Regions from separate parts of the Homo sapiens genome. Here regions 1, 2 and 4 are each linked to region 3. The links are chromatin loops, found by intact Hi-C in ENCODE. Cell type or tissue: mammary epithelial cell. All regions are shown on one strand. Region 1 has its middle 6.1 kb from the start of APOBEC3C. Region 2 overlaps CBX7 (chromobox 7). Region 3 has its middle 3.1 kb from the start of SNORD83B. Region 4 overlaps SUN2 (Sad1 and UNC84 domain containing 2).

Evidence for each region. Peaks named below come from ENCODE experiments on the same cell type or tissue, not always from the same donor. Only the 100,000 strongest peaks of a DNase experiment are listed, where the experiment ranks them.
Region 1: it touches region 3 in a loop (10-fold over the local background); 28 of 110 quality-filtered maps call a loop at or near these places.
Region 2: a loop joins it to region 3, with 12 times the contacts of the local background. A loop is called at or near these places in 17 of 110 quality-filtered maps.
Region 4: a loop joins it to region 3, with 5 times the contacts of the local background. A loop is called at or near these places in 14 of 110 quality-filtered maps.

Annotation. Positions count from the first base shown.
Region 1 is chr22:39,006,903-39,009,402 of GRCh38, forward strand. No RefSeq gene overlaps it. Among named protein-coding and RNA genes, the nearest start is that of APOBEC3C, 6.1 kb to the right of the region's middle. In mammary epithelial cell, a CTCF peak has its summit at 966; no DNase peak of the experiment used is centred here.
Region 2 is chr22:39,134,177-39,136,676 of GRCh38, forward strand. CBX7 (chromobox 7) reads right to left here. Exons shown (of 6, transcript NM_175709.5): 5 at 225-576. Among named protein-coding and RNA genes, the nearest start is that of CBX7, 17 kb to the right of the region's middle. RefSeq lists enhancers at 1-135, 136-819, 926-1,903. In mammary epithelial cell, a CTCF peak has its summit at 1,116; no DNase peak of the experiment used is centred here.
Region 3 is chr22:39,309,545-39,312,044 of GRCh38, forward strand. No RefSeq gene overlaps it. Among named protein-coding and RNA genes, the nearest start is that of SNORD83B, 3.1 kb to the right of the region's middle. RefSeq lists enhancers at 1-229, 1,148-1,688 and silencers at 549-758, 1,493-1,954. In mammary epithelial cell, a CTCF peak has its summit at 1,518 (motif pointing left); DNase peaks (open chromatin) are centred at 27, 517 and 1,587; H3K27ac peaks cover 676 bases.
Region 4 is chr22:38,750,006-38,752,505 of GRCh38, forward strand. It overlaps SUN2 (Sad1 and UNC84 domain containing 2), which reads right to left. Exons shown (of 18, transcript NM_015374.3): 3 at 1,205-1,368; 4 at 893-1,030; 5 at 220-315. Among named protein-coding and RNA genes, the nearest start is that of SUN2, 4.7 kb to the right of the region's middle. RefSeq lists an enhancer at 2,139-2,188. In mammary epithelial cell, a CTCF peak has its summit at 1,553; a DNase peak (open chromatin) is centred at 1,536; H3K27ac peaks cover 939 bases.

The DNA.
Region 1 (2,500 bases), 300 kb before region 3:
AATCCAAATCACAAGCCACTACTACTTGTCAAACAGAATGATATTGCAACTATATCAATAGATTAAAGGAGAAAAACCACATGACCATCTCAATCATAAAAAACAGAAAGCATATGCTATTAAAATAGCATCTTAGGACCAGGCACTAATCCCAGCATTTTGCCTGTAATCCCAGCATTTTGGGAGGCTAAGGCAGGTGGATTACTTGAGGTCAGGAGTTAATGACCAGCCTGGCCAACATGGTGAAACTCCATCTCTACTAAAAATATAAAAATTGGCCAGGTGTGAAGGTGAACACCTGTAATCCCAGCTACTCAGGAGGCTGAGGCAGGAGAATCGCTAGAATCCGGGAGGCAGAGGTTGCACTGAGCCGAGATCGTGCCAATGCACTCCAGCCTAGGCAACAGAGCAAGACTCCATCTCTAAGATAAATAAAATAAATAAAATAAAATAAAATAAAATAAAATATAAAATAAAATAAAAAATAAAATAAGTGAAATGAAATGAAATAAAACAAAATAGCGCCTTAGAAGATGCAAAGGTAGCTTAGAAGCTATCTTAAGAGCTTGAAGCATGCTGCCATGCCAAAGAAAGCATTCCCAGTTCAACAAAAGTCTTAGCAAGCTTTCTTCATCTCATAAAAGGTTTCTAGATAAAAGGTTAGTCTACTACAAGTATCTACTAGATGGTGAAATCAAAGTCAAGAGAAAAGGCTGGCTCCTGAAACCCCAATCCAGCATTGGGCTAGAGGTTTCTGCCAACAGAAAAATGGGCAAATGATATGCACAGGCAATTTATAGAAGAAATGAAATAAGCAATAAAATATGCAAAATTGAACAGCCTTATTAATATACAAGTAAACACTAGTGGGAATATCAACTGGGAATCTCACTTTGGAGAGTGTGGCAGACACTAAAGGCAGGCTCACCCAAATGAATAAAAATAAAATGTAATGCAAATAGTAACCAAAAGAGAGCAGCAGTGGCTACACTAATATCAGATAAGAGATTTTTTTTAACCAGGTGTAGTGGCTCACGCCTGTAATCCCAGCACTTTGGGAGGCCGAGGTGAGCCGATGACCTGAGGTCAGGAGTTCAAGACCAGCCTGACCAACATGGTGAAACCCCGTCTCTACTAAAAATACAAAATTAGCTGGGCGTTGTGGCGCATGCCTGTAATTCCAGCTACTTGGAAGGCTGAGGCAGGAGAATCGCTTGAACCGAGGAGGTGGAGGTTGCAGTGAGCCAGGATCTCACCATTGCACTCCAGCCTGGCCAACAGAGCGAGACTCTGTATCAAAAAAAAAAAAAATTTACACACTTAATAACAGACCATCAAAATGTATGAAGCAAAAATGAACAGAATTGAGGGAGAATTAGAGTTCTACAATAATTGGAGACTTCAATACCCAATGCTCAATAATGGACAGAACAACCAGATAGAAAAAAAAGGAAGGAAATAGAGAACTCAACACAATAAGCCAACTAGGTCTAACAGACATATACGGAACACTTCACCTAATAACAGCAGACAGCTGCTGTGGAAAACAGCATGGCAGTTCCTCAAAAAATTAAAAATAGAATGGCCAGATGATCCAGCAATTCCACTGCCGGGTGTACACTCAAAAAAATTGAAAGCAGAGTCTCAAGGAGGTATTTGTACACCCATGGAAGCAACCCAAGTTTTCATTAACACATGAATGGAGAGGCCAGATGTGGTCTACACATACAATGGAATATTACTCAGCCTTGAAAAGGAAGGAAATTCTGACCCACGCTACAACATGGATGAACCTTGAGGATATTTTGCTGAGTAAAATAAGCCAATCACATAAAGAGAAATACTGAATGATTCCATTTATATGACGCACTTAGAATATTCCCAATGGCCAGCCCGGCGCAGTGGCTCACGCCTGTAATCCCAGCAGTTTGGGAGGCCCAGGTGAGCGGATCACCTGAGGTCAGGAGTTTTTTTTTTTTGAGACAAGCTGTGTCACCCAGGCAGGAGTGCAGTGGTGTGATCTCAGTTCACTGCACCCTCTGCCTCCCCGGCTGAAGGAATTCTCCTGCCTCAGTCTCCCTAGTTGCTGGGATTATAGGGGCCTGCCACCATGCCTGGTGTTTTGTTGTTGTTGTTGACCGAGTCTTGCTCTGTTGCCCAGGCTGGAGTGCAGTGGTGTGATCTCGGCTTATTGCAACCTCTGCCTCCTGGGTTCCAGTGATTCTTCTGCCTCAGCCTCCTGAGTAGCTGAGACTACAAGCGCACACCACCACCCCCAGCTATTTTGTGTGTGTGTTTTTAGTAGAGATGGGGTTTCACCATGTTGGCCAGGATGGTCTCGATCTCCTGACCTTGTGATTCGCCCACCTCGGCCTCCCAAAGAGCTGGGATTACAGGCGTGAACTACCATGCCCGGCCAAGTAGTTTCTTATAAAACTAAACGTGTACTTAATATACAATCCAGCAATTGCACTATTGGGCATTTATTCCAGAGAAATGA
Region 2 (2,500 bases), 180 kb before region 3:
TGGACACTTGGGAGGAGGGCACTGGGTGCATCCTCCCCACCTAGACAAGAGCTCAGCCAGAGCGGGACGACAGGAGGAGCCCTGGGCTAGTGTTGGGCCCTGAGCCCAGACCCGACTGGCCCCACAAAGCACTACAGGCCCTCTTTGGACATTGAACCAGCTGGACCTTATGACCCATAGGGCCCTTTCCAGCTCTGAGGGTCTCTGGGCTGGGGCCGCCTTACCCTCCTCTTCAGGGGGCTGCGCAGCAGGCTCCCACTCGCCAGCCGCCTGCAGGACGTCTGGGGCCGGTGGCTCCTGCAGGAAGAGCTCCCGTCGATGGCTGTGGCTCTCCAGGTTGGGCCCGCGGGGCGGGAACTTCTTGCGCGAGAGCCGCAGGTACTTGTGGGCCTTTCGGGGCTTGCGGAGCGGGAAGGGCAGGGTGGGCACCAAGGGGCCCTTGTCCACCAGCTCAGGTGCCCCCGCCTTGACCACCCCCTCAGGGCTCCCGCTGCCGAGTGGGCACGTCAGGGAGAAGCAGAGCTTCTCCTTGCCCTTGGCCTTGTGGGAGCTCCGCAGGTCCATGCTGTACAGCCGCTGCGGGGGCAAGCCAGGGCAGCGCGGGTCAGCCCCACCCTCCCACCCGCCACACCTTTGCTCATGCTGTTCCTCCCACCCGGAATGCCCTTCCCATGCCATGTCTACCCACTCAACTCCTTCCCATGCCACGGCTGGCCATCACCCCACCCCACCCCAGCCCAGAGAGTGCGCCCCGGGCAACCCCAGGGTCGGCCAGCTCAGCCCTGCCTCTGGGCCCCACAGAGCACTCGCGTCCCAGCGTTTACTCCTTTGATACCCAGCAGAGAAGCATACAAGAAGGACAAACTGAAAACTGGCCAAGAGAAACAAATCTGGATGCATTAAGGAGTTAGCCTTCGTTTTAGGAAAGGCATCTTTGCTTGCCAGAGCACCTCCAAAACTGACACTGCCAGCTCACCCGGGAGATGGTGCAGGCAGAGGGCCAAGGTGTGCTCTTGGAGTTGCTTGGGGCAAAGCCAGGCCAGCAGCACACACAGCCCCGGATGCCCATGCTATCCAGCCAAAGGGACAGGGCTCCACCTGGCCTGCAGATGCACCCCGACCCCTCCAGGGGGCTCCTGGGCTCTGTGATTGCAGCCCGCTCTGCTGATTGCCCGCGACACATCTGGAGCTGGAGGGCAAGTCTGTCCACCCCTGGAGTTTGTAATGTCGGGATTTATCTTATTTACTTGGGGAGAATTTACATGAATCTACAAAAGATTCATGGTGCCAAGATGTTGGGAGACTCTGGATCACTGGGACAGTACCTTCTCCTGCCACCTGCTACCAGAGGTCAGGAGCTCCCAGGAAGATAGTGCAGCCATCAGATGGGACCTGTGAGGTCAAACACCTCCAAGCTGAGGGAAGGGATGACACACGCAGGTCCCACTCACAGTCGTGCCTGTTAACGGCATCACATGTCCCCAGGTGCCGGCTGCTGCAGTGATGGGAGGAGGGCTAAACTGGGAGGGGACTGGGAAAATACTGCAGTGCCTGGGAGGCACATCTGGTAGGCAGCTGACTCAAAACCCACTCCTCCCAGCGGGCTCACAGGCCATCAGAAGCCTAGTATGGGCCAGGCACAGTGGCTCACGCCTGTAATCCCAACACTTTAGGAGGCCGAGGCAGCTGGATCACCAGAGGTCAGGAGTTCAAGGCCAGCCTGGCCAACATGGCGAAACCCCATCTCTACTAAAAATACAAAAATTAGCCGGGTGTGGTGGCAGGTGCCTGTAATCCCAGCTACTTGGGAGGCTAAGGCAGGACAATCATTTGAACCCAGAAGGCAGAGCTTGCAGTGAGCAGAGATCGCACCACTGTATTCCAGCCTGGGCGACAGAGCGAGACTCTGTCTGGGAAAAAAAAAAAAAAAAAAAAAGAAGCCCAGTACATTCTACCATTCTGCAAGGCAGGGTCTTCTACGTCCTTGGCAACCTCATCACGAGAGAACTACAGCTACTAAAGGGACGCGGGTGCCAACAGTCAGGTCCTGGGTAAGCTACCGGCCTCCCTGGGCCTCAGTTTCTTTCTCAGCGAAACAATGAAGAGACTGTAGGAGCCAGCCTCCGAGGAGGGCCCCAACCACACCCACCTCCTGGAATTCACACCTATGCGCCGTCCATTCCCACACCCAGTGCTGTGTTGTGTGACTTCCCAGGCTAGGGCATAAAAGACACTGTGGCTTCTTCCCTGCTCTCTCTCTCAGGTCACCCACTCTGGGAAGCTGGTGGCTGCACTGTAAGGACACTCAAGCAACCCTCTGGAGAGGTCCACATGGTGAGGACCAGTCCCTGTCAACGTCCAGCCCTGACTCGATGGCACGTGAGCAGCCCCCTCGGAGGCAGATCCCGCAGCCCTGGTCGAGCCTGCAGATGACTGCAGCCCAGCCAACACCTTGACTGCAGCCCAGACTAGAACCACTGAAGAACCAGCTAGCACAATT
Region 3 (2,500 bases):
CCACCTCCCTGTTCCCACTTGCTCAGAAATTCCCAGCAGGTATTTTTTCTTTTTTTCAGGAGGAATGGAATGGGACTTCTTGTTCTGTCACCGCAGGATTCCGGCGAGGCCTGTCTAGGGGTTCTGGTGAGAGAAAAGCGTGACAGGAAGCGCATGCCAGCAGGCACTTGGAGATGTACCCTTGGTGACATGCACAGGCACGGCAGCCGCCCCACCCACCACAGGCCTCCGCTCGGGACAGCGGGGCACACGCACAATACAGACGAGGCCCAGAGATGCAGAGACCCCCAACAAACCTTCTCCATGCTAGGGAGACAGGAGATCCAGCTGGGAATGAGCCCATATCATGAAGCCCCTCCCTCAGGAGCTCATACCGGAGCCCAGGAGCCTTGTCCCACCCCAGGGCCTTCGCACTCACCATTCCCTGGCGGGAGTGAGTGTTCCAGCACAGGGCTCCACAGGCAGGACCCTTGATACCTTTCAAATCTCAGAGAGGCCTCCCCGACCCCACCCACATGACTCCATCCCAGTGACCTGTTTTATTTCCTCACAGCCGTCTTCACTTCTAAACTGCCTTTTTTCTTGACAGGATCTTGCTCTGTCACCCAGCCTGGAGTGCAGTGGTGCAATCATGCATGGCTCACTGCAGCCTTGACCTCCCAGGCTCAAGCGGATCCTCCCACCTCAGCCTCCCAAGTAGCTGGGACTATAGGCACGCGCCACCATACCCAGCTAACTTTTAAATCTTTTGTAGAGACAGGTCTCACTAGGTTGTCTCAAACTCCTGGGCTCAAGCCATCCTCCCGTATCAGTCTCCCAAAGTGCTGAGATTACAGACGTGAGCCACCACACACGGCAGGCAAGGAAGGGCTGAGGGGCTGTCAACAGCAAAGGCTCAGCCCCCAGTCAAGCCAGGCTGCCCGTGAGAAAGGCTTTCTGTGCACTTGGGCACATGTGGATAGGTACGGGTGTGATGCCAGCCTCCACTTGCAGCCTGCAGGTGTGTCTGTGGTACTGGGTGCCTATGTGTGTGTCCTGAGCCTGGGGGAAGACAGACAGACTACCCCTAGGGGCCTTTGTTCTTTGCGTCCTGTCATCCTGGCCATACCCAGAACTCGGTACAGAGCCCTGGACAAGCAGCCAGGCTCGGCCAGGACATCTCAGACCAGCAAACCCTTTCCTTTCTGGGCTGGTAGGCAGCGGGGCTCCAGGCCCAGCCTAAGGGATGGGGAAGGGAGGGGACAGGCTGGGACCCCTGCCCAGTCAGCATCCCCACCAGGACGAGATCTAACCATGGAGACTGACAAGAGGCAGCACCCAGGAGACCAGGCAACCAGGTCTCACACCTGGCCCTGCCACTAAGGTGCCTGGTGGCCTTGGGACAATAGGTCATGACCCATTCCAGCTGTGCACTTGACTCCCATGACTGCGGGGCATCCGAAGACCCTGATGCAGAAAGGAACCCTGCCCAATCCAAAACCCCTAGCAGGGCCCTCTTGCAGGGCACGTGCCGCACTCACCCCCTGGTGGCTCCAACCTGAAGTGCAGCTCCAGTCACCTAGGCCCAGGCTGCAGAGCCAAAGATGGGAGGGGCTGCAGGAAGGAGGGTTCTGCCTTGAGACCAACTGCCCCAAGCCAAGCTCAGAAGGAGCTGGAGACTTGCAGGGTGGACAGACACACGTGGGGAAGGTTCCCGCTGCACACAACTCAACTCTGACCTGCCCCTGCCTCAGGACCTACATGGCACTTATCCGCTCTGCACCTGGATGACTTTTTTTTTTTGAGACGGAGTCTCGCTCTGTCATCCAGGCTGGAGTGCAGTGGCGCCATCTCGGCTCACTGCAAGCTCCGCCTCCTGGATTCACGCCATTCTCCTGCCTCAGCCTCCCAAGTAGCTGGGACTACAGGCGCCTGCCACCACGCCAGGCTAATTTTTTTGTATTTTCAGTAGAGACGGTGTTTCACCGTGGTCTCAATCTCCTGACCTCGTGATCCGCCCACCTCAGCCTCCCAAAGTGCTGGATTACAGGCGTGAGCCACCGCGCCCGACCGACTTCAAGATATTTTAGTGCTTCACCCTGCACCCTCAGGTCCACAGGGAGACAGTGACAACTTGGGCATCTCCACAACTGTTCTCCCGCAGTCCCACACACGCCCCGAGCCCACAGGTGCACCCTGCACGCTGATCCTCAGATCCCAGCTATTGCCAATCCATCCGAATAAACAGAGACTCAGACACACAGTTAGGGTCCCGGTGACTAGCAGGCCTGCCAGACACTGCTGGGTGGACAGTCAGCTGGCGCAGCTGGGGACTCTATCCACAAGTAACTCAGCGAGGGATGGAGTACAGCACAGCGCCTGCTCACAGCCACAGCACCTTGAGTCTGAGGGAGCAGCTTCGACAGCATCAGGGGACCTGCATTCCACACCCCGTCCTGGTAGAGCCTAGGTGCAGCTTGAGCAAAGACGGGGAGTCAGCAAGTGGGTCCAAGCACCAGGG
Region 4 (2,500 bases), 560 kb before region 3:
TCCCACCTGCCCACACCCTCTGTCCTGCTCTGCAGCTACTCCTTCCCTTCCACGCAAGGGGGTCCCCACAGCTCTGGGCTCCCAGTGATTATTCTAGAATGACCTTTCCCCAATGGTCCTACAGTCTCTCTGCATGGGCAGGATGCCCAACTGCAGAGAGATGGGTAAGAAAGCACTATCACCAAGAATGGAAGTAACTGGGCACGGGTTGCAGCCCACCTGGCGAAGTGGCCACCATCCAGAGTAAGGAGCCCGCCCGTGAGACGGCGCTTCGGAGCCGCGAGCTGGAACTCTGCTGGTCCACATCCGAGTAGCCTGCGGGGAACGAGGACACTGGCTCAGTCTCTGTCACTTTCGAGCCTCTTCCTTCACTGTCTTCTGTGAGCCAAGACCACAAGTCACCCACCCTCCTTCACATCCCCACAGCCCCACACAGGCCCGGTGTGCAGTAAGGAATGAAATGGGAGCTCTTTGACATTCTGTTTCTTCTGACAGCTTCCTGTTTGCATCCCTCTCCTCACCAGCCACCCCTCAAGCTGCTGTTCAGAACTAGGTGCTGGGGTCTGACATGCACACCACTCAGAATGACTGAGCACCCACCATGTGTGAGCCCCACAGGAAAGTGCTGGAATGGGCCTGAATGCAAGGATGTTGGCCTTAGGTTGCCATAGACTCGTGGGGTGGGGAGGACAGACAAGTGAAGGGCAGTCACAGCCCAGGGCACCAGGGGCCACCGCAGGCCAGGCTGGGGCGCACCCAGGGCCGGGCATGGGAGGGGCGCTGTGCCTGCCACATGCTGCCCTCTCTCCAGCTCCCCGGGGCTCCCTGCCCAGCCTTCCTGAGGCCTCCCAGCAGCCTCGGATCTGCTCAGGAGGGAGGAAGCATCGCCTACCCACGTAGTCGTCCTCAGAGGAGTAGCCCGAGGAAGAGCCCAGGAAGTCCTCGGTGGCCTTGCGCCCCACAAGCCCGCTGGCCCTGCTGCTCTCTGAGCCACCCGTGCCTCTCCTCCTCCGCACCCGCAGGTCCTCACCTGTGCAGGGAAGAACCAGGGGCTCTTCTGGGCCTCCAAGAGCTTCTGAAAAGTGGGGTCTGGGCAGAGAGGTGCTCTGAGGAGGGAATCCCGGGGACTGCAGGGGACACTGTGAGGAGTATCTCGCGGGAGGCCGAGGAAGCAAAGCCCCGGGACGGAGGGCTCCACACTCACCCCAGTTGGCGTCACCATGCAGTTCCTCCAGGGAGCTCCTGGGTGGGAACCAGGACTCGTGGACCAGCGACTCACTGTAGTAGGAGGTGTGTGCATCAGAGGACGGGCCCAGCTGTGGCGCTGGGGACAGGCGCTTCATGTTGCTGGATTTCCTCTTCAAGGTCCTGTGGGACAACCATGAGGGCAGAGGTAGGGAGCAGGGAGGTGAGCCCAGCCAGGAGCATGAAGGAAAGCCACAGCCTGCGGCCCTGCCTAGTGCAGGGTGTGGGTTCCCTTGTTGCTAGGCAACTCGCAGCTGCCATTCCCCTGACTCTCCCAATGCTGGCACGTCCTCTCCTGTTCTCTCTGAATCTCACCAGCAGATGGGCAAGACGGGCAGCGGCAGCTAGGGATGGAGCCACATTCAAACTTTACAACCCACTGAAACCAGACAGACCTGACCTGGCCTCAGAGCTAGCCAAAGCCTCAGGGCCTGTCTTCTGGGCCCCATGCCTGTGAGCCGGGCAGGACGACCAGGCAGCTGCTGCCACAGCCCATTTCCCAGTGGCCTGAGGACTGCGCCTGTTCTCAGCCATGTCGCTGGCCAGCTGCTGAGGCCGGACAGGTGGTGAGACATGCAGGCGTGGGGCCAGGAAGGATGGTAAGGCTGACACGCCCGTCCAGAGCAGGGGGGGTTCCTGTGAGCCCAGCCTGCAGTTTTGGGGTTTCCGGCCTGGCTTATGGTTGAAGCTGCCTCTCTCCACTTCCTGTTTTCTTTCTTTCCTTTTTTTCTTTTTGAGATTGAGATGGAGTTTCACTCTTGTCAACCCAGGCTGGAGTGCAATGCCATGATCTCGCTCACTGCAACCTCTGCCTGCCAGGTTCAAGCGATTCTCCTGCCTCAGCCTCCTGAGTAGCTGGGATTACAGCTGCCTGCCACCATGCCGGGCTAATTTTTGTATTTTTAGTAGAGACGGAGTTTCACTATGTTGGTCAGGGTCAGGTGATCCACCTCCCTTGGCCTCCCAAAGAGCTGGCATTACAGGCGTGAGCCACCGCGCCCGACCTACCACTTCCTGTTTTCTAAGCATGAGGGCAGCAGCCCCGGCTCACAGTCGGTGGGAGAAGAATGGGTGCTGTGTGCTCATACACATGGAGCAAGGAAGGACCCCCTCGACCGGACGGGGGCCCACGTCCTTCGATTTCCACCCAAGGTTGCAACAAGAAGGCAGGGGGATGGCTGGACCACAGGGCGTGCGGGCAGTGACCAAAAGCTTGTGGGGCTGTCAGGGGCCGTGGCACTCCCTTGGGTCCCTA